Linked DNA regions of Homo sapiens: regions 2, 3 and 4 are each linked to region 1. The links are chromatin contacts, found by Hi-C in ENCODE. All regions are on one chromosome and are shown on one strand. The core of a region is the stretch at or near the end of the contact, and the rest is flanking DNA. Distances in the headings are between cores, read along the strand shown. Region 1 holds the start of PPP2R3B (protein phosphatase 2 regulatory subunit B''beta). Region 2 overlaps DHRSX (dehydrogenase/reductase X-linked). Region 3 has its middle 43 kb from the start of ASMT. Region 4 holds the start of AKAP17A (A-kinase anchoring protein 17A).

Region 1 (5,530 bases), core at 2,052-4,551:
GGGGTTTCAGCATGTTGGTCAGGCTGGTCTCGAACTCCTGACCTCAGGTGATCCTCCCACCTCAGCTTCCCAAAGTGCTGGGATAACAGGTGTGAGCCACGATATCTGGCTGCTTTTTAAAATTTAATGCTTTTAGGGACAGAGTCTTTCATTCCTGCCTCGGCTGGAGAGCGGTGGTGAGATCTCGGCTCACTGAAGCCTCAACCTCCCAGGCTCAAACGATCCTCCTACCTCAGCCTCCCGAGTAGCTGGGACCACAGGCACACGCCAGGATGCTCAGCTAATTTTTAAATATTCTCTAGAGATGGGGCTCGCCATGTTGCCAAGGCTGGTCTTGACCTCCTGGGCTTAAACAATCCTCCTGCCTCGGCCTCCCAAAGTGCTGGGATGACAGGTGTGAGCCACCATGCCTGGCTAATTTTTGTATTTTTGTAGAGACGGGGTTTCACCATGTTGGCCAGGCTGGTCTCGAACTCCTGACCTCAGGTGATCCACCACCTCGGCCTCCCAAAGTGCTGGGATGACAGGTGTGAGCCACCGTGCCTGGCTAATTTTTGTATTTTTGTAGAGACGGGGGTTTCACCATGTTGGCCAGGCTGGTCTTGAACCCCTGACCTCAGGTGATCCACCGTCTCGGCCTCCCAAAGTGCTGGGATGACAGGCATGAGCCACTGCAATCTCCCGGCCTGCCCTCACCTTTCTCTCCCCAGGACAATTCTGGTGGCCACCCACCACCCCTGCAAGACGGACAGACCCGAATGGGCAGGGCGTCCATCCGGCTGTGGAGCAGCTTGGATAATTGCAGCTGGCCACATCCCAGCAAACTCTGCAACACCTCAGGCCCTGCCAGCCTTGGGGGCCCGACAGCACCTCTTTGTTCTCCCAGAGCAAAGCCTGCACGGAGTGGGCCCCCGGGCCCCAGCGCAGACTGAAGGCGCATTCTGTTTCTGCCCTGAGTTGATTTCTGTCCTGTTGGCCCTGGGCCTCACTACACTGTGCCCCAGTAACCTGGCAGAGAAAGGCCTCTTGTGCAGGCATTCAAAGGAAACCCTTTCCCCTCAAAACTGCAGTGATGCTTCCAACAGTGACTCGCAGCTCATCGAAACACCCAGAATGAAAAGCACGTTTGTTCCTTGAAAAGACGTCTGTGTCCGATACATACTCAAACAGAGAACTGTATTAATATATTCACTTCCCTCCAGAAATCACAGCATCGCACACACACACAAACGGTTGCTTCCCAATTAGGAAAAATAACTTCACAGAATTCCTGCGTGATGGCGCTCTTCTGACCAAGTACACTCGGATTTTTATATCCAATCACGAAACACAAACTGAAATTCAAATCATTATGTACACAACACAAAACTATCGTTTATGAGTGATTTAAATCGGGTGCGGTGGCTCACGCCTGTAATCCCAACGCTTTGGGAGGCAGAGACAGAGGCAAAGGCAGGAAGATTGCTTGAGGCCAGGAGTGTGAGACCAGCAACACCTCGTCTCTATAAACAATAAAATTAAAAATGAGCCAGGCATGGTGGCGCATGCCTGTTGTCCCAGCTGCTTGGAAGGCTGAGGTGGGAGGATCGCTTGAGCCAGGAGATCAAGGCTGCACTCAGCTAAGATCGCAGCCTGGGTGACGGAGCAAAACCCTGTCTCATACGAACAAAAAGAGTTATTTAGGCCGGGCGTGGTAGCTCACGCCTGTAATCCCAGCACTTTGGGAGGCCGAGGCGGGTGGATCACTTGAGGTCAGGAGTTCGAGACCATCCTGGCTAATACGGTGAAACCCTGTCTCTACCAAAAATACAAAAATTAGCCAGGCGTGGTGGCGGGCGCCTGTAATCCCAGCTACTCGGGAGGCTGAGGCAGGAGGATCCCTTGAACCCGGGAGGCGGAGGTTACAGTGAGCTGAGATCTTGCCATCGCACTCCAGCCTGGGCGACAGAGCGAGACTCCAACTCAAAAAAAAAATAAAACTAAAAAAAGAGTTATTTTTTTTTTTTTTGAGACAAAGTCTGGCTCTGTCGCCCAGGCTGGAGTGCAATGGTGTGATCTCAGCTCACTGCAACCTCCACCTCCTGGGTTCAAGCAATTCTCCCGCCACAGCCTCCCGAGTAGCTGGGACTACAGGCACACGCTACTATGCCCGGCTAATTTTTCTATTTTTAGTAGAGATGGTGGGGGCGGTTTCACTATGCTGGCCAGGCTGGTCTCGAACTCCTGACTTCGTGATCTGCCCGCTTCAGCCTCCCAAAGTGCCGGGATTACAGACTTGAGCCACCGCGCCCGGCCAAGGGTTACTTATTGAGTCTGGCTCGATTTATGCAGCTCAGAAGTAGGAGAACCTGGCTCATAAAAGACCTTGAAATTACTCTCTAACAGGGTGCAACACCAGGTGAAACCCTATTTTGATAAAAAATGAATAAAAAGCGGGGCAAGATGTAAAGGAAACAGGTGCATGTGTGCCAGACAGATGATAATGCAGTGTTTTTATGGATACTGTTAAAAGCAGAAACAAAAACGACCATTGGGTAAAGTTATTTAACTAATGTCACCTCCCTGGACGTGGATGATTTTTGCAATTTTCAACGCACTTCACGCTCATCCCTGAACACCAACGTTTAAAGGGGTCCAACTCCTCCAACCTGTCTCTACTGTTTGATAAGCAAAGCTAAAGTAAACGGGGCCCTTTGGGTCCCAGGTAGCCCGCTGTTATTGAAAAGTTTGATCTTTTCCTCGCGCGCTCCCGTAGGACGCACGCTCGCTCCCGAGCTCGGCGGGCGCGCACCCCGCATGCTCGCTCGTTCCCGGTGCCTCCCACTGCGCAGGCGCACTCCCGTCCTCCAGCCCCACCCGCTCACACACCTCCCAGCCTCTGGCTTGCGCCCCGCGGGCAGCCATTGCGCACGCTCACCCGACCGGCCTCCCGAACTCCGCTCCTCCACCGCTATGCACGGCGCATGCTCCATGCGGAGGTTCCACCCTCTCCTCGCTCTGGCAGGCACGCATTGCGCATGCTCGCATTTCCGCAGCTCTAGGACTGCCACGCCGCCATGGGCCGCGCCTCTAAAAATCCTAAACGCAGAAAGAGCTCGGGCGGTACGGCCGCCACAGCCCCTCCCTCGTCCTCACCGCAGCCGCTCGGCCCCACCAAAGCCTCCTGCAAAAGCTCCGAGGGCCGCGGGGCGCGCGTGGCTAGCGGCGGCGTCGCCTCGTGATGACATCGTCGCGATGACGCGACGCAGTGACGTGAACGCGGGCGCCCTTGTTTGGGAGCGCGGCCGGCGCGCCCGTTTTGAAGCTGCCCTGAGCAGCGCGGGCCGGACCGCGCCCCCTCCTCGGTCCCCGCGCCCCGCGAGTCCGCGCAGTTCCCGAGGCGCGGGCCCTGTTCCCTGCGCCGCGCCCCCTCAGCGGGCCGTGCTCGCATCACCGAGGTCGGTCCGGGGCGGACCGAAGCCCCCGGGGCGGGGCGGGGCGCGGGCGTCCGGGGGCGCCGCGGGCCCAGCCCCCGCCATGCCGCCCGGCAAAGTGCTGCAGCCGGTCCTGAAGATGAAGGTGGACGAGCTGTTCCTGTACTGGCTCAGCGAGGCCAGCACGCAGCGGATGCTGCAGGACTGCCTGCGCCGGATCAAGGCGCCCGGGCGGGACCAGCCGACCCCGGGGGACGGGGAGCAGCCCGGGGCCTGGCCCACAGCCCCGCTCGCCGCCCCCCGGCCCAGCGGGCTCGAACCCCCGGGAACCCCCGGGCCGGGCCCTGCGCTGCCCCTGGGCGCCGCCTCCAGCCCCAGGAACGCGCCCCACGTTCGAGGCACCCGTAGATCCGCAGGGACGAGAGTAGTAAGTTACTCTTCCTTCTGCTAACAACTGCGCAGGTGGCTCTGGTCGCATAGTGGGCGTGTGGCTGCGCGATGGAGGCTGGTGGGCGAGCGTCAGACCCCAAAACGGTTTCATATTGAGTCTGTTCCCCGCCCCGACCCCCCCCACCACACACATACAGACAAGAAAGTCCCACGTACTGAACATTCCGTCATTGACAGTTGTTAACCTAAAAATCACACAATTTATAAAGGTAGAAAGGCTTCCTATTTTATTTTATTTTATTATTTTAATTTGTTTTAATTTTGAGACAGAGTTTTGCTCTGTTGCCCAGGCTGGAGTACGATGGCGCGATCTTGGCTCACTGCAACCTCTGCCTCCCAGGTTCAAGCGATTCTCCTGCCTCAGGCTCCCGAGGAGCTGGGACTTACAGGCACGTGCCACCACGCCTGGCTGATGTTGTATTTTTAGTAGAGACTGGGTTTCCCCCATGTGGGCCAGGCTGGTCTCGAACTCCTGACCTCAAGTGATCCTCCCGCCTTGGCCTCCCAAAGTGCTGGGATTTCAGACGTGAGTCACTGCGCCTGGTCCGTTTTTTATTTATTTTACAATTCTTTGGAGACAGGGTCTTGCTCTGTCTCCTAGGCTGGAGTGCAGTGGCGCAAACACAGTTGGACTTCCTGCCTCAGCCTCCCCAGTAGCTGGGATTACAGGCGTGCACCATCACGCCAGGCTAATTTTTGTTTATTTATTTATTTATTTATTTTTGCAGAGACGAGGTCTTGCTATGTTACCTAGAGTGCTCTGGAATTCCTGGGTCCAAGCAATCCTCCCGCTTCGGCCTCCCAAAATCCCACTGTATTTCTTAGAAGAAACGCCATTTATTTCATAGAAGGTGATTATACACCGCAGGTGAGAAGCGCAGCCTCTGGCTAATGTACCTGTAATCTCAGCTACCCGGGAGGCTGAGGCAGGAGAATCACTGGAACCCAGGAGGCAGAGGCTGCACTCCAGCCTGGGCACCAGAGCAAGACTCCATCTCAAAAAAAAAAAAAAAAAAAAAAAAAAGAAAACTAAAAACAAGCACTTGGAGGGAAGAAAAGATGAGACGGGAATTTATGCTGAGTGGGTTGGCCAAGTGTATATATTCAAGAAGTTATAGGAAGAGCTATGGATATTCACCAAGGGTGTCCTGACGCATGGGTATTGAACAAACATGCATGTTACCTACTCCCGAGTTCACCTTGGAGCGGAGACTTAACATTTAAATGCATTATGGTTAGGCCCCCTAGGTCAAAAGGTGAAGCAACTCTGCAGCCTCTGTCAACCGGCCAGAACCAGTCCGTGGTGAGTAGTTACCAGGATAAAGTGATTGCAATCAGTTTTTTTTTTTTTTTTTTTTTTTTGAGACAGATTCTCACTCTCACCCAGGCTGAGATGCAATGGTGCAATCTCAGCTCACTGCAACCTCCGCCTCCCGGGTTCAAGCGATTCTCCTCCCTCAGCCTCCCGAGTAGCTGTGATTACAGGCGCACACCACCACCCCCGGCTAATTTTTGTATTTTTAGTAGAGGCAGGCTTTCACCTTGTTGGCTAGACTGGTCTCAAACTCCTGACCTCAGGTGATCCACCCGCCTCAGCCTCTCAAAGTGCTGGGATGACAGGCGTGAGCCACCACACCTGGCCTGGAATCAGTCTTTTCCCAGTCAAA
Region 2 (5,530 bases), core at 2,250-4,749, 1.9 Mb before region 1:
CGCTTAAACAGCAGACTTTTATTTTCCCACAGTTCTGAAGGCTGGAAGTCTGTGAGATCAAAGTGTGGGCAGGGCTGGTTCTTCCTGAGGCCTCTCTGCTGGGCTTGTAGACACCGTCTTCTCCCTGTGTCCTCATAGGGTCGCCCCTCTGTGTGTGTCTGTGTCCTCATCTCCTCTTATGAGGTGTCTTAGTCCATCTCAGGCTGCTATCACAGAATACCATAGACTGGGTGACTTATAAACAACAGACATTGATTCTCTCACAGTCCTGGAGGCTGGAAGTCTGAGATCCAGGTATGGGCAGGGCTGGTTCCTCCTGAGGCCTCTCTCCTGGGCTTGGAGACGCCATCTTCTCCCTGTGTCCTCACAGGGTTGTCCCAATGTGTGTGTCTGTGTCCTCATCTCCTTTTCTTATGAGGTGTCTTAGTCCATTTCAGGCTGCTATCACAGAATACCATAGACTGGGTGGCTTGTAAACAACAGACGTTTATTCTCCCACAATCCTGGAGGCTGTAAGTCCAAGATCAAGGTGTAGGCAGGGCTGGTTCCTCCTGAGGCCTCTCTTGTAGGCTTGTAGATGCCATCTTCTCACTGTGTCCTCGCAGGGTCGTCACTCTGTGTGTCTGTGTCCTCATCTCCTCCTCTTTTTTTTTTTGAGACGGAGTCTCGCTCTGTCGCCCAGGCTGGAGTGCAGTGGCGGGATCTCGGCTCACTGCAAGCTCCACCTCCCAGGTTCAAGCGATTTTCCTGCCTCAGCCTCCCAAGTAGCTGGAACTACAGGTGCGTGCCACCATGCCTAGCTAATTTTTTCTATTTTTAGTAGAGATGGAGTTTCACCGTGTTAGCCAGGATGGTCTCGATCACCTGACCTCGTGATCCACCCACCTCAGCCTCCCAAAGTACTGGGATTACAGGCGTGAGCCACCACACCCGGCCTCATCTCCTCTTCTTATAAGCATCCCAGTCTTCTCGGATTAGGGGCCTCCCTGGTGACTTTGTTTTACCTTAATCACCTCTTTAAAGACTATCTCCAAATATGGTGACATTCTGAGGTCCTGGGCGTTAGGGCTTTAACATAGGGATTTGGGAGAAGGAATCAGCCCATCACAGCTGTGCATTCTAAGACTCCAGTGACTTTGTGCTGACAATGGCTTTTCCTTGGGTAGCTCTAACCAGATGGTCTGGCTGGGTCTATCTTGAGTCTAGTGACTCCCACCACGAGGCCAACTGAGCAGGGTGGCCAGGAAAGCCTGTGGCCTTACAACAAGGTGATGCTCACCTGCAGCACACAGGCCATCACTGTAGCTCTGCTGGCTTTATTCTTGGGTTTATAGTGATGGCTTCTTTCTGCCTCTGCCTCCCTTGAGGCATCTCGTTTCTGTGGTTGGAGTACTGTGAGCCTAAGAGACAGAGAGCATGTCCACAGTCAGGCTTCCCTTACTTGCTTCAGTAGCATCTCATGAGTGTTTCCAATGCATTCAGGGAGACTCTTCTTCACTGAAGGAGTCAGATCCATTTTGCAGCTTTGCTGCTTGGAACCTTGATGGAATGGCTGAGTACATGGCCGCCAGCGTCACTCATGCACGAAAAGTGTTGTTGAAAGCTAATAGAAACTGAAATCTGGTCGGGCACGGTGGCTCACGCCTGTAATCCCAGCACCTTGGGAGGCTGAGGCGGGTGGATCACCTGAGGTCAGGAGTGCGAGACCAGCCTGGCCAACATGGCGAAACCCCATCTCTACTAAAAATACGAAAAATTAGCCGGGCATGGTGGCAGGCACCTGTCATCCCAGCTACTCAGGAGGCTGAGGCAGGAGAATCGCTTGAACCCTGGAGGTGGAGGTTTCAGTGAGCCGAGATTGCGCCATTATACTCCAGCTTGGGCAACAAGAGTGAAAATCTGCCTGGAAAGAAAAAAAAAAAAAAGAAAAACTGAAATAGAAGATTTCCCTTCCCCCAGTTCACTTTGACTGCGCTAAAGTAATTTCCTTTGAGGGCAGAGAGGACACGGATTGCTTTGGGCATACTTCAAAATGCTACTGTCTCCCTAGGAATATTGCAAAGTGGTTACTTTCCCCCAATAACACACAACTGGATATTTCTTTGATCTTCACCCTGGGAACCTGGTGGAGCTCCCGGAGGTAAAATTTGTGAAAGTACAAGGTCCCCTCTAAGATGGGCCCCCAGAAGTTTTTCTGTTGTTGTTGTTTTTTGAGACAGAGTCTCGCTCTGTCACTCAGGCTGGAGTGCAGTGGTGCGATCTGGGCTCACTACAACCTCCACCTCCCAGGGTCAAGCAATTCTCCTGCCTCAGCCTCCCGAGTAGCTGGGATTACAGGTGCCTGCCACCACGCCCGGCTAATTTTTGTATTTTTAGTAGAGACGGGGTTTCACTATGTTGGCCAGGCTGGTCTCGAACTCCTGACCTCAGGTGATCTGCCCGCCTTGGCCTCCCAAAGTGCTGGGATTACAGGTGCGAGCCACCATGCCTGGCCAGGAGTTTTTAACTTACTTAGGCTTGTCCACTGTCAGCCTGCAGCTGTTTAATAATTACCCTGCAAATGTGTCCATCAGGTGCTGGCTCCAGCAGGAACTCCTAGACAAGCACAATTCCACTTGCCACCTGTCTGTCCAGTCTTCAGGCAGCATTTCGTCTTGTGATCTCTATTTTCTGATGGATCGCAGAGTTGCTGATTTTCAGTATGTTCTGCTCTTTGCCTATTGTGAGGATAGGAATTAAAATGCGCAAGCTCTCTACATGTTAGTGAAGTGGCTACGTTGTCTGGGGTATATACCCTGGGGTTCGTCATTGGGCATCAGGAAAATTTAGGACAAAGACACACACGAGGAGTTTAGGAGTGGAAGTTTAATCAGGAGAAGAGAAAGAGAAATGGTTTTCTCTATAGAGAAAGGGGTCTCCGAGCGGAAAGGACCAGCTGGCACCAAATGTGATGGATTTTATAGTCCAGTTTGAGGAGGCGGTGTCTCATTTACATAGAGCTCAGAGATTGGTTCCATCAAGCATGGCATTTACATAGCCCACAGGAAAGGCTGGTTGCCCACCCTAATCGTTTATGCAAATGGGCTTTGTAGTTGGTCGGGGCTCTCCGAGAGATTGGTTCCATCAAGCATGACATTTACATAGCCCACAGGAAAGGCTGGTTGCCCACCCTAATCGGTTATGCAAATGGGCTTTGTAGTTGGTCGGGGCTCTCGGTCCTGTTTTTCTTACTTTACATGTGGCTGACAAAGAGGAGGGAAGATGGAGCCACTGTCTTGAACGTGTCTAGTCTCTAGTTCCTGCTGGGAAGATGGAGCCGCCGTTTTGAATGTGTCTAGTCCCTAGTTCCTGCCGGGAAGATGGAACCGCCATCTTGAACGTGTCTAGTCCCTAGTTCCTGCCGGGAAGATGGAGCCGCCATCTTGAACGTGTCTAGTCCCTAGTTCCTGCCCGGAAGATGGAGCCGCCATCTTGAACGTGTCTAGTCGTTAGTTCCTCCCGGGAAGATGGAGCCGCCATCTTGAACGTGTCTAGTCCCTAGGTCCTCCCGACATTCACCCGTACAAGCTCCCAGCTGGCTTGTGTATGTCTGCAGCTCGACTTGACAGGCTGTTCATTGTTAGAAAATGACTTGGGGCTGCTTTTCGTTAAAGAGAAAAGCTGCCGGGCGCAGTGGCTCACACCTGTCATCCCAGCACTTTTGGAGGCTGAGGCGGGTGGATCATTAGGTCAGGGGTTCGAGACGAGCCTGACCAGTGAAACCGCGTCTCTACTAAAAAAAAAAAAAACAAAACAAAAATTAGCCGGGCTTGGTGGTGCGTACCTATAATGCCAGCTACTTAGGAGGCTGAGGCAGGCGAATTGCTTGAACCCGGGAGGCGGAGGTTGCAATGAGCGAACATCACGCCACTACACTCCAGCCTGGGCGACAGAGCGGGACTCCATCTCAAAAAAAAAAAAAAAAAGAAAAGAAAAAAGCCTTGCCGAGGACTCCCATACCCTTACTGTCTGCCTAAGTGATTTCTTCTTAACTCCTGTATCACTGGCAGACTCTGAGTTGCCTGTTGGGTGGAGTACTATATTGCCGAGTATCATGACTGTATTAGATGTGAGGGAGACAGTGTGAATAGGACATGGTCCCTGAAGAGCACAGAGCTTTCACCTGGGGCTGGGCGGAGCTTCTGTCCTATCCAGTGTTATGGAACCCTTGCAAGCACAGGTCAAGCAGCTCAAGGGCTGGAAGACGTGCACACAAAATCCAAGGGCAACGTTGGAAAGAGGTTTAGTGTTTCTTAGAAAAATGCCAGAAGGCTGAAGAAGTGGGGGCCCCGAGCAGCTCTGAAGGGTGTGTATGCAATTAAACTGAAGCCAAAGGCTGAGAGAGAGGAGTGAGAGCCGCCTACGGAGCTCTGTGCAGCTTCATCATAAACTCACAGACAGGCTTCATGCAGCGCCGTCTCAGTGCATTCAATGTTTGGATTCCACATGCATGCGTCCTCAACCCCCTTGCAATGCTGTTCTCCTTGGAGGGAAATGGGTCCTTCTTACCCTATCACATGCAGGTATCTGGTCTACCAGATAAATGTGTGAGAAATCACCAACAAAGCAGAAATTACTTTTAATTACAAAGCAGAGTCATCGTAAAACTTTGTGCAAAATCTTTTTTTTTTTTTTTTTCCAGACAGGGTCTCCATCTGTTACCCAGGCTGGAGTGCAGTGGTGTGATCATGGCTCACTGCAACTTCAACTTCCGAGGCTCAGGTGATCCTCACATCTCAGCCTCCCAAGTAGCTGGGATGACAGGTGTGCACCACCACACCCAGCTAATTTTTACTATCTGCTTAAGTCATTTCTTCTTAACCCCTGTATCATTAGAGGAGAAACCGGAAGCCCCTATTTTTGAAATTAGTAACCACCTATCACCTAAAATTCCTCTCATTACTGTGACGATAATGATGATTTTTTCGAGACCGGATCTCACTCTGTCACCCAGGCTGGAGTGCAGTGGTGTGACTGTGGCTCACGACAGCTTCAGCCTCCCGGGCTCGAGTGATCTTCCCACCACAGTGTCTAAAGTAGCTGGGGCTGTAGGTACGCATCATCATTCCCAGCTATGTATATATTTTAAATATTTTGTAGAGATGGGATCTTCCTCTGTTGCTCAGGCTGGTCTTAAACTCCTGGCCTCCAGCAGTCTTCTCACCTGGGCCTCTTAAAGTGCTGGGATTACAGGCGTGTACCACCGTGTCTGGCCAAAAAACATATCTATTCTGGGGTTCATAGTGATGCTTGTTTCTGCCTTGGCCTGTCTTGAGGCATCTCACTCCTGTAGTTGGAGTACTCTGAGTGTAACAGATGGAGAGTATGTCCACACCCACTCTTCCCTCACGTGTTTCTGTAGCATCCCGTAGGAGTTTTCAAATGCATTTGGAGATGTATTCACCCTGTGACAGATTCAATGCATCTCTACAAGGCAGAATAGCTCTACCATGGTGTGGCTATGGCGCTTGGCTACCTGAGTCTTTATTCT
Region 3 (5,530 bases), core at 1,624-4,123, 1.3 Mb before region 1:
TACAGGCTTAAGGGTCATTTTTAAGAAGACTCCTTGTTCAAAGAAGTCTGCTGAGCAGTGAGTTTGTGCTAAAACAGCTTGCGAAGCTCGGAGAGGAGACTGTTCGCATTCCCGAACTCGTGTTGGGTCACACACGCCGCTGTTGGGAAGACAATGGCACCTGCCGCTCAGACCCATCGAGGCCGGACAGGGGTTTTATCAAGGTCAGCCCCAGGTCGCTTCCCGTCTGTAAATGGAGTCTCGTGGTGCCCGAGGTCGGGGGTGGCGATGCCCGGAGATCGTGCAACGGCTCCTGGGAGGTAGGAAGATCTCTGGTGCCGTCCGGGTGCACTCTGGGTGTGAGCACTAACCAGCGAGCCCCCTGGCCTGCAGAGACGGCCTTTCCTCCACACTCAGGTCACCTGTGAGGAATGTACCTATGGCCCAAGAAGCCGAGATGGCCCAGAGCGCAGGGCTCTCTCGGGGCAGGTTGTGCTTTTTCACACCTCGGACGCTGCCCTGCTGTTCCCTCCGCTACCACATCCACCCAGGGCTGAACGCACCAGGCTCGTTGCCACCAGGCCTCACCTGGGACCACACAGAGAGTGTCTGCCTGTGCCCCTCCTCTCACACACACAAATCAGCATGTGCCTATACACATACGCACTTGCACATACACGCACACACATAGATGCACACATGCAGACACACGTATACACACATGTGCAAATGCTCACATTCACATACACAAATACAAATACAAATGCATACAGACACTAACAGGCATACACACTCATACATATCCATATCTACACACACCCAAATATACACATGCACAAACACATACACACAAATGCATACAGACACCAGCATACACGTGCATACATATCCATATGTACACACACAAAGGCACACATGCACATATGCACACATACACACAAATGCATACAGACACTAATATACATGCTCATACATATCCATATCTACACACGCAAATATACACATGCACATACACACAAATGCATACAGACATTAATATACACGCTCATCCATATCCATATCTACACACACAAATGCACACATGCACATATGCACAAATGCATACACAAACAACTGCACACACACTAGCATGCATATACACACACATGCACACACACAGACACCCAAATATACACATGCAGAAACACACTCATGTGCAAATACATAATACACTTACACAGACATAAATACACAAATATAAACACACACATTCACATGCATACACAAAGAGGCAAACACACACAGACAGCCATACATATACAAACACACATCCACAAAGACACACACATATGTACAGACACAAACATAATCACAAGCAAAGATAACACACAAACACATACACAGACACACGCAGAAACACACACGCATACACACATTCCTGAAGCTCTCCACCTCTACCAGCCACACAACCATATGCACACACATACACATTTCTTAGTTAAGAAAAATAGACCGGGCGCGGTGGCTCACGCCTGTTATCCCAGCACTTTGGGAGGCTGAGGTGGGCGGATCACGAGGTCAGGAGTTCGAGACCATCCTGGCTAACACAGTGAAACCCCGTCTCTACTAAAAATACAAAAAATTAGCCAGGCGTGGTGGCTCATGCCTGTAATCCCAGCACTTTGGGAGGCCGAGGCGGGGAGATCGCGAGGTCAGGAGATCGAGACCATCCTGGCTAACACAGTGAAACCCCGTCTCTACTAAAAATACAAAAAATTAGCCGGGCGTGGTGGCGGGCGCCTGTAGTCCCAGCTATTCGGGAGGCTGAGGCAGGAGAATGGCGTGAACCCGGGAGGCGGAGCTTGCAGTGAGCTGAGATCGCCCCACTGCACTCCAGCCTGGGCGACAGAGTGAGATTCTGTCTCAAAAAAAAAAAAAAAAAGAAAGAAAGAAAGAAAAATAGAAAAACACATCTTTAGAAACTATCACCTGCAAACTGCAAAACAAACAAACAAACAAACAAACAAAAAAGTGTGCTGGGGCTTGGATACCACAACTGACAACCTAAATTATTGAGGTAGCAAACTGCCTAGAAGAGGTAGACATTTGCGGCCCTGAAATCAGGACCCGGCGGTGAGAGACACCGCCTGCGTTGTTTTTACAGTTTTATTAGCCACATCCCTCAGGGAATCTCACCGCAGGTCTCAGGAGCTCTCTCTAATCTTGTTAACCTTCTGCGCCTCTCCTCCCGGAGTACAAACTAATCTTTCTTAATGCAAGAGGACAGGGCAGCTTTGGAAAGGCCGTCACCAGACAGCCAGCGTTCCCCATCCTCACAACTGGACCTTGGAGAGCTTTGGTGTATGGAAACCGGCTCCCCTGGAGGGGGGAGGTGAAACGTTGAAACCCTGACAGACGGTGTCACTGAGCTTAGAGCTCATGTTTCTAGAAAAGGCAACAGATGCAGTGTCTGATGACGAAGCTTAATTTGGGATGTGCTGAGCAGGAATTATTTAAACCAATCCGTTGATGAATTTGTCTTTAAGGAATATGTCCTTTCTCTCGTGAGTCACTCAGGCTCCTGGACACCTGCCTGCCAGCCCTCACTGAATCTCCCCAGAGGCTCTTCATGTCTGCTGCCTGACAATTTTCTCCAGAGTGTACAAAAGCAAAGGAGAGAGCTCCCCTCCCAGACTGCTGGAGGGATGTGGGGACTTACCGCATGGCTGATGCTCTCAGGTTCCAGCCAGACTTAATGTCCTAAAATGCACCCAAGACAGGCAGGCCTGGGTCCAGACGGCCAGCGGGGAGGGCTGCCCGGGCTCGTCTGCAGAGCCCGGAAAAGGAGGAGGAGGTGAACAGAGGAAGGAGGAAGGGTGATGGGGCCTGCAGGGTGTGATATGACGTGAGTTATCACCTCCCTTTGTGCTGCTGCTGTTTCTTACTGTGGGAAAATACCCATCACACACAGTTTGCCATTTTAAAAATTGCACAATGAAGAGACGATTTAGTGCACTGAGCATTTTACACAACCACCGGCCCTAGCTAGTTCCAGAACACCTTCGTAACCCAAAAAAAAACACCCCATACCCATTAAACCGTCACTCCCCAGTCTCCCTGCTCTCAGCCTTAAGCAATCACCCATCTGCTCTCTGACTCTGCAAGCAGTCTTATTCTAGACACTTCATGCAAATGATATTGTGCCATTTTGCACTTTTGTGCCTGGGTGTTTTTTGTTGTGGTGGTGGTGGTGGTTGTTTTGTTGTTTTTGTTTTCACTCCGTTACTTCTACACCAAACTAATACATGATGTATTCAGTCAGAGGCTATCAAGGACTCAAAAGAATACAACCTTTTCTCTTTTTTTTGAGATGGAGTCTCACTCTGTCACCCACGCTGGAGTGCAGTGGCGTGATCTCGGCTCACTGCAACCTCCGCCACCCGGGTTCAAGCGATTCTCCTGCCTCAGCCTCCCGAGTAGCTGGGATTACAGGTAACTGCCACCATGCCCGACTAATTTTTTTTGTATTTTTAGTAGAGATGGGGTTTCACCATGTTGGCCAGGCTGGTCTCAAACTCCCGACCTCAGGCGATCCACCCACCTCGGCCTCCCAAAGTGCTGGGATGACAGGCGTGAGCCACCACACCTGGCCCCCATTTTTATGGTTATTTCTTGATGATATGCTAAACTAGGAGTGGATTATTCATATGGACTCTTTTTAGACCATATACATTGTATTAGTCAGGGTTCCTTAGAGGAATAGAACTAATAGAAGATATATACACACACACGCACACACACACACACATATATATGTATTGTGTGTGTATATATATGTGTGTGTGTATATGTGTGTATATATGTGTGTATGTGTGTATATATGCGTATACACACGTGTATATATGCGTGTACACACGTGTATATATGTGTGTACACACGTGTATATATGCGTGTACACACGTATATATGCGTATACACACGTGTATATATGCGTATATGCACATATGTGTACATGCACATATGTGTGTATACACATGTGCATATACACATATATGTGTATACATGTATATATACACATGTGTGTGTATACACGTGTATATATGTGTGTATATATACACGTGTATATATACACACATATACGTACATATATATGTGTGTGTGCGTGTGTGTGTATCTTCTATTTGTTCTATTCCTCTAAGGAACCCTGACTAATACAATCTATATGGTCTAGAAAGAGTCCACATGAATTATATATATATGAAGGGGAGTTTATTAAGGAGAATTAACTCACAGAGTCACAAGGTGAGGTCCCACCATAGGTCATCTACAAGCTGAGGAGGCAGGAAGCCAGTCTGAGTCCCAAGGATTAAGAACTTGGAGTCCAGTGGTCCAGGGCAGGAAGCATCCAGCAAAGGAGGAAGATGGAGGCTGGGAGGCTAAGCCAGTCTAGCCTTTTCACGCTCCTCTGCCTGCTTTTATTCTGGCCAGACTGGCAGCTGATGAGACGGTGCCCACCCAGATTGAGGGGGGTTCTGCCTCTCCGAGTCCACTGACTCTAGTGTTATTCTCCTTTGGCAACACCCTCACAGACACACCCAGGAACAACGCTTTGATTGGATCTTTCAATCCAATCAAGCTGCCATTCAGTATTAACCATCACGCCCAGGAAACTCACTCACGGGTCACGATATGCGAAGGTCACTCTAAAATCACTCTAGCTATAAGAGATATTACCCGGGCCTGGCGTGGTGGCTCACGCCTGTCATCCCAGGACTTTGGGAGGCCGAGGCTGGTGGATCACTTGAGGTCAGGAGTACAAGACCAGCCTAACCAACATGCTGAAACCCCATCTCTACTAAAAATACAAAATTTAGCCAGGCATGGTGGTGCGCACCTGTAGTCCCAGCTACTCGGGAGGCTGAGGCAGGGGAATCACTTGAACCTGGGAGACGGAGGTTGCAGTGAGGCGAGATCGCGCCATTGCACTCCAGCCTGGGTGACAGAGAAAGACTCTGTCAAAAAAAAAAAAAACAACCATCAGCTGGTCTGCCTTATTCCAGGAGGCCCACAGAAAGTCTTGGGCAAAATGAAACAGCAGACTCTGGTCCCAGCTCTCTGGCTTTACACATCTACAGACCCTGGGTACCCCCAGCAGGCAGCACCCAGCAGGCCTGAATTATCCTGTCTCCCCCTCCTCCCCAGACGCGGTCTTGAGCCATGTCCTGTTTTGGAACTGTGGCTAAGGGGAGCTTGTGGGTATCAAGTCTCCAGGTATCAGCAGCTCCTCTCATAAACCAAAAATAGGCCGGGCGTGGTGGCTCATGCCTGTGATCCCAGCACTTTAGGAGGCTGAGGCAGACGGATCACGAGGTCAGGAGTTCAAGACCAGCCTGACCAACATGGTGAAGCCCCATCTCTACTAAAAATTAAAAAATTAGCCAGGCATGGTGGCGGGCGCCTGTAGTCCCAGCTGCTTGGGAGGCTGAGGCAGGGGAATCGCTTGAACCCGGCAGGCGGAGGTTGCAGTGAGCCGAGTTGGGGCCACTGCACTCCAGCCTGGGCAACAGAGCGA
Region 4 (5,530 bases), core at 918-3,417, 1.2 Mb before region 1:
AGCTTGATGGTCTTGCCGTCCAGGCAGGCCAGAAAAGACTTGACCAGGCTCTTGTTCTCCACCTCCCCCTCGAAGCGGATGAAGTCCATGGTGCTCTTGGAAATACGCAGCGTGGAGAACTGGTGGTTCTGCACCATGCCCTTCAGCCTCTCCATCACCTCCCAGTTGGAGATGGACTTCCCCGGCTGCTTCAGCTGCGGGAGTGCCACGCTGATGGTCATCTTGGTGATGGGCTTCAGGTACAAGCCGTAAGCAGGGCAGAGCTCCACGGCCTCAGACGTGTCGTGCACGATGGTAGCCGCTGCCATAGCCTCCGGGACCTTGGGCCTGAAACATAAGACGCAGACAGTCAGCACCAGCACCCCCCACCTCCCCCGCCAATGAGGAGGGGCCAAGCCAGCAGGCACTTTCTGGACCCGGAGAAGAGAAACAGCAGTGTCTCTCTGCCGTGTCAGAGACCGGTTTCCACTTTGTTAACAGCCATCTCAACGGAGTTCTTTACTTTTTGAAATCATTAAGAGTACACCAAAGGGGAAAGAGCCGAGCTGATAAAGAACAGGTTAGTGTCAAAGCCTCGGTCAGCACTGCCCGACACCCTACATCCAGCAGCCAGCAGCTCCCAAGGCCTGCAGAATAGGAAGCTGAGCACGACCAGGCCCCTCACACAGGTCAAGTAGGAACGGGGACGCTACAAACGCCTAGCTCCACGGGAAGGGGCAGAGAGACACTGGGGAAGGGAAGGGGCCAGGGAGAGCACAGCTGCAGGCATCTGGAAAGGTTTTGTGGAGGGGGCGGCGGCCCTGTACTTGCCCTGATAAAACAGGAAGTCTCGGGCTGCAACAACAATCCAGAACCATGAACCCTAGTAATCTCCACGAAGGCCAAACGTATCCCAGCTTTAACCCACTCAAAGCCAAAAAGTACAACGAACTTTCCACAAGTTAGGGGCCGGAGTCCCCCGTCTGCGCCTTCTTTCTCCGCCCACCTTCATTAACCCACCTCTTCCCTGCTGAGCTGACGGGCAGCCACTTCCTGACGGCCAAGTCCAAGTAGAGGAAGCTTCACTCGCAGAAACCCAACCATCTCAGGTGACCGCCTCCGGCCCGGCCGCCCACCCCATCAACCTGGAGGCTTCCTGCCAGGCCCAGGAGACGGCCTCCTCGCCCAAGCCCGAGGTGGGAGGTGCGAAAGAAGGGAGGGAGGGTGGAGAAGCGACCAGAAAAGGTCAGTGGGGCACCAGGGAGGGGCTCCAGTCTGGACAGAGACCAGTGAACCCTCCCCCAGAACCCAAGCGGCCCCAGCAACTTCACCACCGAGGAACCCTCCCCACTCTGGCCTCCAGCGCCCTCCGACCACCCCGGTACACCTGGCTGCCCAATCCCCAGTACGCGGCATTGCCCCTGGTATTCCCACCTACCGCAGCCCCCCAGCATGGCCTCAGGCTGCCGCTGGCACCCCTGGCAGGGCCCCACACATTCTCAGGCCCTTGGCCACTCGGTACCCTCAGCTCCTCAGTTCCCCGCTCCCCACCACCCTCCTGGATGAGCCCCAATACCCCAACCTACACAGCACCGCCCCAGCCTCCGAAAACCCCGGACAGCCCCTTGCTTCCCACTGTAGACCTAGGAGCGACCGCAGCGCCACGTCCCCTAGTCCCAGGCCTCCTAGTCTCCCGCCCATCCGATCCCCCGAGCTCCCAGCCCTCCGACACCGCTCCAGGCCTCAGCTCCTTCGGTGCAGTCCCAGGAACCGCTCCAGCCCCTACCCCTACTTCCAGGGACCCCCGGACCCCGACCGCAGACCTCCCCAGCCCCCGATTCCCCCGTACAGTTTCAGGCGCTCCCAGCCCCCCGGTGGCACCCCACGCCCCCCAACCCCAGCCCCGTCACCTCCGAGGCCCCTAGGCGCCGCCTCCCAAGCCCCGGCCCCCCGGGCCCGGCCCTAGGAGCGAAGCGTTCGCCGGCTGCAGCCAGGCCCGGGAGGCACGGGGGCGGCACTCACCTGCGCGGGGCTCCGCCTGCGTCCCAGGCCGCCGCCGCCGCTGGCCCAAGCTCCCGCCGTCCCTCGACGATCCCCGGACAGGCGCGGCCTCACCGCCGGGAGCCGCCACCGTCCCCCGGAGGCGCCTCCGACGCCGCCACCGCCGTCGCCGCCCGCCCTCTATGACGCATTTCCACTTCCGGCGCGCGGGCTCGCGGAAGAGGCCGCGCGGCAGCACCGGGTTTCTCCTTCTTGCCCTGGCTCCGCCCCCGGGAGGAGGGACTTCCGGGAGCCCGACCTTTTGCACTGCGCGTGCGCGAGTCCGCCCCGCCCCCATGGTGCCACCTGCCTGCGGGTAACCAGGGGAGGTACTTGGGCCAGGGTCTGTGGTCATAGCCCTTAAGCCAAACAGGAGGGGGGCCGGTGTGGGGTCTAAATTCCAATTGTAGAGTCAAATATATATAACAAAATTCTAAAATGTAATAGGATCCTATAACGGGATTCTATACTATACTTGCAAATTATGGGTAATATACTTGAATAATATAATTTATGTATAAATTAGATATCATATTCTATGACGTAATTATAGAATTACATATAAATTGCTAGTTAATTAACTATTAATTGAATGGTTAATAATTATTAATTGTATATTAATAATTATTAACGCATACCATTACATAATGTAATTATGAAATAATAAATGATAACTTACAATGGTATTATGAAATTAATAATAATTTATATTGCAATTATGAAATAAATGATCATTTCTAATTATAAGATAATTTATAATGTAATTATGAAATAAATATAATGTAATTTAAAAATAAATGATAATCTAATGTAATTATGAAGCAAATGCTATTGTATAATATAATCATAATTTATAATGTAATTTTGGAATAATAAATGATAATCTATAGTGTAATTATGAAATAAATGAAAATATATAATGTAATTCTGAAATGATCATTTATAATGTAATTATGAAATAATAAATGACAATTTATAATGTGATTACAAAATAATAAATGAGGCCAGGTGCGGTGGCTCACGTCTGTAATGCCAGCACTTTGGAGGGCCAAGGCGGGCAGATCACAAGGTCAGGAGTTCAAGACCAGCCTGGGGCCGGGCCCGGTGGCTCATGCCTGTAATCCCAGCACTTTGGGAGGCCGAGATGTGCGGATGATGAGGTCAGGAGATCGAGACCATCCTGGCTAACACGATGAAACCCCGTCTTTACTAAAATACAAAAAATAATCAGCCGGGCGTGGTGGTGGGCACCTGTAGTCCCAGCTACCAGCTACTCGGGAGGCTGTGGCAGGAGAATGGCGTGAACCTGGGAGGTGGGGCTTGCAGTGAGACCGTGCCACTGCACTCCAGCCTGGTTGACAGAGCGAGACTCCATGTCAAAACAAAACAAAAAAAAGACCAGCCTGGCCAGCATGGTGAAACCCCGTCTCTACTAAAAAGACAAAAAACTAGCCGGGTGTGGAGGTGGTTGCCTATAGTCCCAGCTACTCAGGAGGCTGAGGCAGGCCCGAGAATCACTTGAACCCAGGAGGCAGAGGTTGCAGTGAGCGAAGATGGCGCCACTGCACTCCATCCTGGGCAACAGAGCGAGACTCTGTCTCCAATAAATAAATAAATAAGTAATGATAATTTATAATGCATTATTCATTTTTTATTATAATTTATTGTTTATTAAGTATGCCATGCTCTATGTGAGAGGTACGTGCTTCTGACGTCCCAAATATGTCACAAGTCCCCAAACTGGATATCCAGGGTCAGATAATCAGAACAGAAATCTTGCATTGCTCAACATCAGCTATCAACAAAGGAGAAAGCCAACACACCAGGGGCCTGAGGAAGACGGAACATTCTGTGAACCCAGGCAGGCTTCAGAGGGGCCGGGCTGTGTAAGAGGGTTGCTATGCCTTCCATGTTTCTGTCCTTCCAAAACTCAAGTTCAAACTCAGTTCCCACTGCAAGAGTATTAGAGGTGGTGCTTTTAGGAGGTGGTTAGGTCATGAGTGGGATTTGTGCTCTTAGAAGACAGGCCCCAGAGAGCTCTCTCACCCCTTCCACCATGTGAGGACACAGCCAGAAGGAACCACCTGTGAACCAGCAAGCGGGTCCTCACTAGACACTGAACCTCCCACTCATTGATCTTGGACTCTCAGCCTCCAGAACCGTGAGACATAAAAGTCTGTGATTTAGGCCGGGTACAGTGGCTCATGCCTGTAATCCCAGCACTTTGGGAAGCCGAGGCGGGTGGATCACCTGAGGTCAGGAGTTTGAGACAATTGTGGCCAACATGGTGAAACCCTGTCTTTACTAAAAATACAAAAATTAGCTGGGCGTGGTGGTGCGCACCTGTAATCCCAGCTATTCAGGAGGCTGAGGCAGGAGAATTGCTTGAACCCGGGAGGTGGAGGTCGCAATGAGCCAAGATTGCGCCATTGCACTCCAGCCTGGATGACAAGAGGAAGACTCCATCTCAAAAGAAGGGGAGGGGAGGGGAAGGGAGGGGAATGGAGGGGAAGGGAGGGGAAGGGAGAGGAGGGGAGGGGAAGGGAGGGGAATGGAGGGGAAGGGAGGGGAATGGAGGGGAAGGGAGGGGAAGGGAGAGGAGGGGAGGGGAAGGGAGAGGAGGGGAGGGGAAGGGAAAGGAGGGGAGGGGAGGGGAAGGGAGGGGAGGGGAAGGGAGGGGAGGGGAGGAGGGGATGGGAGGAAAGAAGGGAAGGGAAGGGGAGGGGAAGGGGGGAGGAGAGGGGAGGGGAAGGGAGCGGAGGAAAGGGGAGGGGGGAGGGGAAGGGAGGGGAGGGGAGGAGGGGATAGGAGGAAAGAAGGGAAGGGAAGGGGAGGGGAAGGGGGGAGGAGAGGGGAGGGGAAGGGAGTGGAGGAAAGGGGAGGGGGAGGGGAAGGGAGGGGAGGGGAAGGGAAGGGAGGGGAGGGGAGGCGAAGGGGGAGGAGAGGGGAGGGGAAGGGAAGGGAGGGGAGGGGGAGGGGAAGGGAGAGGAGGGGAGGGGAAGGGAGAGGAGGGGAGGGGAAGGGAAAGGAGGGGAGGGGAGGGGAGGGGAAGGGAGGGGAAGGGAGAGGAGGGGAGGGGAAGGGAGAGGAGGGGAGGGGAAGGGAAAGGAGGGGAGGGGAGGAGAGGGGAAAGGAGGGGAGGGGAGGGGAAGGGAGGGGAGGGGAAGGGAGGGGAGGGGAGGAGGGGATGGGAGGAAAGAAGGGAAGGGAAGGGGAGGGGAAGGGGGGAGGAGAGGGGAGGGGAAGGGAGTGGAGGAAAGGGGAGGGGGGAGGGGAAGGGAGGGGAGGGGGGAGGGGAAGGGAGGGGAGGGGAGGGGAGGGGAAGCGAAGGGAGGGGAGGGGGGGAGGGGAAGGGAGAGGAGGGGAGGGGAAGGGAAAGGAGGGGAGGGGAGGGGAAGGGAGGGGAAGGGAGAGGAGGGGAGGGGAAGGGAGAGGAGGGGAGGGGGAGGGAAAGGAGGGGAGGGGAGGAGAGGGGAAAGGAGGGGAGGGGAAGGGAGGGGAGGGGAAGGGA

Evidence for each region. A loop is a pair of places that touch in the nucleus more often than their neighbours do. Pooled maps may share reads with other maps.
Region 2: a loop to region 1 is called in a pooled map, with 16 times the contacts of the local background. The contact joins the enhancer-like site here to the promoter of PPP2R3B in region 1. A Hi-C loop is called at or near these places in 1 of 168 maps with a recorded cell type or tissue (psoas muscle) and 6 of 50 pooled maps.
Region 3: a map of naive thymus-derived CD4-positive, alpha-beta T cell shows a loop between it and region 1 (11-fold over the local background). The contact joins the enhancer-like site here to the promoter of PPP2R3B in region 1. A Hi-C loop is called at or near these places in 3 of 168 maps with a recorded cell type or tissue (CD4-positive, alpha-beta memory T cell and naive thymus-derived CD4-positive, alpha-beta T cell), 2 of 37 single-sample maps with no recorded cell type and 10 of 50 pooled maps.
Region 4: a loop to region 1 is called in a map of transverse colon, with 16 times the contacts of the local background. The contact joins the promoter of AKAP17A here to the promoter of PPP2R3B in region 1. A Hi-C loop is called at or near these places in 3 of 168 maps with a recorded cell type or tissue (ascending aorta, sigmoid colon and transverse colon), 4 of 37 single-sample maps with no recorded cell type and 23 of 50 pooled maps.

Annotation. Positions count from the first base shown.
Region 1 is chrX:384,678-390,207 of GRCh38, reverse strand. PPP2R3B (protein phosphatase 2 regulatory subunit B''beta) reads left to right here and starts at 3,301. Exons shown (of 13, transcript NM_013239.5): 1 at 3,301-3,840. The coding sequence starts at 3,517.
Region 2 is chrX:2,323,205-2,328,734 of GRCh38, reverse strand. All of the region lies in intron 3 of DHRSX (dehydrogenase/reductase X-linked), which reads left to right. The region is part of intron 1 of LOC124905239 (a long non-coding RNA gene); the gene reads right to left. Among named protein-coding and RNA genes, the nearest start is that of DHRSX, 180 kb to the left of the region's middle. Within about 2 kb of position 3,499, at least 14 of the 41 ENCODE cell types and tissues checked have a DNase peak (open chromatin) inside an H3K27ac peak, as active enhancers do; they include psoas muscle, where a contact is called at or near this core.
Region 3 is chrX:1,655,019-1,660,548 of GRCh38, reverse strand. No RefSeq gene overlaps it. Among named protein-coding and RNA genes, the nearest start is that of ASMT, 43 kb to the right of the region's middle. RefSeq lists enhancers at 2,250-2,749, 2,750-3,251. Within about 2 kb of position 2,873, at least 9 of the 41 ENCODE cell types and tissues checked have a DNase peak (open chromatin) inside an H3K27ac peak, as active enhancers do.
Region 4 is chrX:1,588,241-1,593,770 of GRCh38, reverse strand. It overlaps AKAP17A (A-kinase anchoring protein 17A), which reads right to left and starts at 2,167. Exons shown (of 5, transcript NM_005088.3): 1 at 2,002-2,167; 2 at 1-327. The coding sequence starts at 308.